2 separate regions of the Homo sapiens genome follow, and region 2 is linked to region 1. A link is a contact called in ENCODE Hi-C or POLR2A ChIA-PET data. All regions are on one chromosome and are shown on one strand. The core of a region is the stretch at or near the end of the contact, and the rest is flanking DNA. Distances in the headings are between cores, read along the strand shown.

Region 1 (2,692 bases), core at 110-2,609:
GCAGTGCTTGAGGACAGACACTCTTCCCTGCCTTCAGTGCTATATTCCCCATGCCAAGCAAGGGCCTGGCTCACTGTCGGCCTTAATGAATTTGTTCAGCTAATCTATAGATACAGGTGTTAAGAGCTCTGATTCAAGATGTCTTGGTGCTGTAAGATCCCTTAGGAAAATGGTACGTCACCCAGAACTGCCAAGATAGGAAAGGCTACCCAGCCAAGTGACATCTAAGCTGAGACCCGAAATGTTGCACTCAATTCCCACAACCTTTCTTTAAGCTGTCCTCTTGTCCCTGGTCCATGTCTGGAGGCACCTCCTGGAGCTCCCTCCCACTTGGCCCCCCACGCCCTATCTCATCTGTATGCAGTCAGTCTTCTGGATAGATAAGCAAAATATGTAGCACTGCTCTTGAAGTTACATGTCAGGAACAAATCTGAGCATGTGCCTCTCACCCGCCCCGTCCTGGGTACAGGATTAAGGGCAGACTCCTGAGGTCCTTCTCTGGACTTAGCTGCCCCAGCCCAGTTGGCCTTGGAGTCTGACTCCAGGAAGGCATCTTTCCTTATCATGTGAATGCCCCCAGCCCAGGCCTTTGCTAAAATGCCCTTCCTTCCCTTCTCTGACAGACTCTTAGTCATTCTTCAAGATTGAGTTTAAAATACAGCCCCCATAGACACCACCAAACATTCAGTTTGCTTAGTCCTTGACACCACTCTGAAAGTTGTTTTTTCTACCTCTTTTATAACAATGACCTGAATAATTCATAACAATAATTTAGTAAATGCTTGCTCTGTGTCAAGCATTATACTGAGAGCTTTTATTTTCTTTAATCCTTACAGTAACCCTGTTGGGCACAATTATTACTATCCCATTATTGATGAAGGTATGGAGACTTACAGAAGTGAAATGTCTTGCCCTGCCACACAACTAGTAAGTGGAGCAGCAAGACTCGAGCCTGTGCTCTTAGCCGCTGTGCTAGCCTGTTAGAGTAGTTCCTGCCTGCTTTTTTCATATTGACAGATATCAACTGACAGATCATTTTCATTTGATCTGTCTCTCTTGTTTGATGAAGCTCCATGAGGGCAGGGTCTCCTCTTCCTCATCTTCGTGTCCCCTGTCTGGCAAGGTGCCCGGTGCATAAGGGCTTAGTGAACAATGGGAGCCGGAGTGTGGCAGTGATGGGAGTCACAGGGGAGAAGAGCACTTTTGCTCCTTTGTCTCTTCCTTTTATTACAGATTGTAAATGAGGCATGGGGTGGAGGCAAAGTCTAACAAGGGCATTTTGTCCCTTAGCACCAGGAAGGAAGGAGAAAGGCTGTGGAAGTGCCTTCTGTCTTGCAGGGTGTGAGAGAAACTCTGGGCAGGAGCAGCAGTGTAAAGATAACATGCGGGGATGCCCACCCGGACGGGGAGCTGGCCAGTGGTTTGCATGTATGGCCCAGTCCCTGTCTCTTCTCTGCCTTCCCCTGCACCATGTTTGCATCCGAGTCCCCATCGCTGGTCTGGTGATGGGATTTTCGTAAGCACTGACAGGGAGGAGGAACCTGCTTTCTTTGTAAATATGGGAAGCGGTTTCTGCTAGGGGCCTGGGTGTATTTGCATATGAAAGTGTTCCCCCTGGTGGTGATATTCAGTAGTGCTACTTGCCTTTGGGGTTCCCTGGGGCTGGCCTGGTTATCCAGCCATATGTGGCATGATTTCTATGCAGAAGTAAGTTCTAAGATTCAAGCAGTAGATAATGCAGTCTGTTGGACCACAGCATTTTCATTTTAAAGACTTTAATAAGTTAAGAGTGTTCATAATATTGAGCCATTATTACCTCAGTTTGTTTCTTCTCTGGAAAATAGTGGAGAGTCTACATTTTGAATAAACCATAAAACATAATCCCTTTCCATGAGGCATCCATATTGGTTGGTGGTTAGTGCCTGTTTTTTGTTTGTTTGTTTGTTTTGTTTTGTGTTTTTTTTTTTGCAAATTAACAACTTGTAATAAGTAAAAGAGGGAAGAGGGAAAAGCAACAAATGATTGATTATGGTGAATGAGTCTTAGAAATTCAGCTCTAGTTTTTGGAATATTGCTATTTATTGGCAAGTGTGAACAAAACTACATTAATGTCATCAGTTGCATATGCTATACCTAAATAAGGAACACCTGAATCTTTTTAAAATGGAATAGTTATGTTTAAAGGGCTGTTTTCCAAAGTTTGCTTTCAATCTCTATATATCCAATAGATTGTGGCAGTCGATTTCCATGAGCTATTCCTATGTAATTACTTATGATTCATTCTGTAGGGAACTAATATATTTCATTGTGAGCGTTTGTTTCCCACATAAAGTAAATGAAGCTTTTAATATTAGCTTTTAAAATTTTGCTTGATAATAAAATGAAAAGAACTTTAATTGTTATGGCCATGTTTTAAAGGCTCTCAATATAGACTGTTTAGTCATGTTCCAATATTATGATTCTGAAGTATTGGTAGACTTGTTGTCATGGGCCAGATGGGTAAACTAAAGCGTGATAGGCATTTAACAAAACTGCCCCTGGCCTGGAACTGGACGGTGGCTTCTGGACATCTGCTTTGGGCTGGGGTGACTGGTGGCCCAGGAGATAGACTCGACTTGCACAGAAAGGGGAACTGTAATCCCAGGGTGTCCCCTTTACCCCCAGTCCTGATCTATTGTAGTTTATTGCTGCT
Region 2 (2,692 bases), core at 72-2,571, 43 kb before region 1:
TTCTGTGTCCCTCTGCTCTACTTTAAAAATAGTACAACCAAAAAGACTCTTAAAATAATTAGACGAGAAATGACTTAGGGATTAGGAAAGGGTTTACATTCTGACAGGATTTGGACCTGCTTTTAATAGCTGACGTCTCCTTAGGGGACTATGATTTGGGTGCTGCACATTTTTTCCCCATCTCAAATTTGTAAACTCTCTTTTGCTTTGAACAAAAAACTTGGTTATCAAATCACTTTGTTCTCAGTCAACATCAGTTCATGTAAAGTAAGTCAACCATATTGTGCTGAAAAGAAGCCAAGTTTGTTTTAACTTTTATTTTTACTGTAGTTTACAAAGCAGGCACAGTTATCTGTACAATTTTAGAAGAGTAGCTATGAAAAAATTTTAAACAACTATGAAGAAATCATTGAATAACTTTTTGAAAACTATCCTGATATGTTTGTTCATAACAAAATAGGAAAGGAAGGGAGAATGTAAACACACCTGACAATGAAAGTTTCACAAAATTCTCTACAGTGACTATTGAGAATTGATCTAGGGGATGCTAGAAGATTCAGTGATTTAACAACTTCTGCTGGAATGAGTTTCCCACAGGTCAAGTCAATTTGCTTTGATCACCAGTGAGAGTGGATGCAGCTGTGGAGAAAGAGAAGCCACGTGGAGGTAAAGTTTCTTATCAGGAAAAGCACTGGAAAGTTATATAACAAAGTGTGGCAGGAGACATGAACTGAACGCCAATAACTAAAGGCTGTCTGCTGGAAAACTTCTGTTACAATTAAACGAACTCCATTAACAGGACGTGCATAGTCCAGAAGATTTGGACTCAAGGAAGAGAGGATGTGTGCTTCTGGGAAGATATCCTAGACCAAGGCAGTAGTTAAAATTTCAGGCACATGGGCCTGTCTGTAGCAAAGTTTTTGCCTTTCTTTTAGTAAAAGTCCTGGTATGTTCAGACTTTAAAGGAAGAAATTAGTTTGACTGTTATTTGAATAGTGATATTTTCAAGGAAGAAGCATGCTTGATTCAAGTTTTATTCTATTTTCTGTCATACCTGAAGAGATCCTATCTGCTAAATATAGGTACCATGACAAAGGTAAGAGTGCTTTTCAGTATTATCAGTACGATTAGAACTTACAAAGTTCTTCACCACAATTTTGAGGAAGGAAGAGTACATGTTAAATTCCCTATTAAGAAACAGACTCAGTGAGGAAGTGAGACATTCCAGAGCTGGCAAGTGGTAAAGTCAGGACTCAAAGGCCGAGCCTTTTGCCTGCAAATCTAGTGCTCTTTGTACCACACCATGCTAGTGGCAGCTATTGGAATCTCAGGCATTGTCACCCGGGGGAAATACAGCCATGTGTCACTTAAGGACAGGGAAATGTTCTAAGAAATTCGTTAGGCAATTTCATTGTTGTGTGAACATCACAGGGAGTACTTAAACCTACGTGGTATAGCCTACTGCACACCTGCTATGTGCTGTGGCCTAGTCCTGGTAGGCTATAATAAACCTGTCCAACATGTTACTATACTGAATACTGTAGGTAATTATATATATATAACAATGGTGAGTATTTGTGTACTTAAACATATCTAAGCATAGAAAAGGTGCAGTAAAAATGTGAGGTAAAAGATTAAAAAGGTACACCTGTATAGGGTACTTACCGTGAATGGCGCTTGCAGAACTAAAAGTTGCTGTGGGTGAGTCAGTGAATACGAAGGCCTAGGAAGTTGCACTATAGTAGTAGGACACTATTGTAGCCTCTAGAAACACTGTACAGCTAGGCTACATTAAATATATCACAATTTTTTAATTTTTTAAGACAGAGTCTCACTCTGTTGCCCAGGTTGGAGTGCAGTGACGCAATCATGGCTCACTGCAGCCTCGACTTCCAGGCTCAAGCATTCTCCCAAGTAGCCTCAGCCTCCCAAGTAGCTGGAATTATAGGCGTGCACCACCACACCTGGCTAATTTTTGTAGTTTTAGTAGAAATGGGGTTTCAACATGTTGGCCAGGCTTGTCTTGAACTCCTGACCTCAGGTGATCCTCCCACCTCGGCCTCCTAAAGTGCTGGGATTACAGGCATGAGCCACCACACCTGGCCTTCGATAATAAATTAACCTCAGCTTACTATAACGTTTTTGCTTTACAAACTTTTAAATTTTTAAAACTTTTGACTCTTGTAATAACATAGGTTAAAACACAGACACATTGTACAGCTATACAAAAATATCTATATCCTTACCCTATAAGCTTTTTTCTATTTTAAAGTATTTTTTTGTTTTTTACTTTTTAAACTTTTTTTTTTTTCTTTTGAGACAGTCTTACTTTGTTGCCCAGGCTGGGGTACAGTTGCGTGATCTTGGCTTACTGCAACCTCTGCGTCCTGGGTTCAAGCCATTTTTGTGCTTCAGCCTCCCAAGTAGCTGGGATTACAGGTGTGCACCACCAAGCGCCCCCCGCCCCCCCTTTTTTTTAATTTTTAGCAGAGGTGGGTTTTTGCCGCGTTGGCCAGGCTGATCTTGAACTCTCCTCGCCACAAGTGATCCACTCACCTTGGCCTCCCAAAATGCTGAGATTACACGTGTGAGCCACCGTGCCCGGCCACTTTTTAAACTTCTGTGTTGAAAACTAAGACACACATATTAGCCTAGCCTTAAACAGGGTCAGGATCATCAATAACACTTTCTT

Evidence for each region. Hi-C counts contacts between places; a loop is a spot of excess contacts on that map. ChIA-PET counts read pairs that join two places held with the same protein, here RNA polymerase II (POLR2A). Pooled maps may share reads with other maps.
Region 2: a map of Right ventricle myocardium inferior shows a loop between it and region 1 (3-fold over the local background). The contact joins two enhancer-like sites. A Hi-C loop is called at or near these places in 9 of 168 maps with a recorded cell type or tissue (IMR-90, PC-3, Right ventricle myocardium inferior and 6 more) and 10 of 50 pooled maps. POLR2A ChIA-PET finds 5 or more read pairs at or near these places in 2 of 52 experiments (MCF 10A and activated CD4-positive, alpha-beta T cell).

Annotation. Positions count from the first base shown.
Region 1 is chr14:88,491,303-88,493,994 of GRCh38, reverse strand. All of the region lies in intron 10 of PTPN21 (protein tyrosine phosphatase non-receptor type 21), which reads left to right. Among named protein-coding and RNA genes, the nearest start is that of PTPN21, 62 kb to the left of the region's middle. RefSeq lists an enhancer at 1,363-1,552. Within about 2 kb of position 1,359, at least 5 of the 41 ENCODE cell types and tissues checked have a DNase peak (open chromatin) inside an H3K27ac peak, as active enhancers do.
Region 2 is chr14:88,534,005-88,536,696 of GRCh38, reverse strand. All of the region lies in intron 2 of PTPN21 (protein tyrosine phosphatase non-receptor type 21), which reads left to right. Among named protein-coding and RNA genes, the nearest start is that of PTPN21, 20 kb to the left of the region's middle. Within about 2 kb of position 1,321, at least 3 of the 41 ENCODE cell types and tissues checked have a DNase peak (open chromatin) inside an H3K27ac peak, as active enhancers do.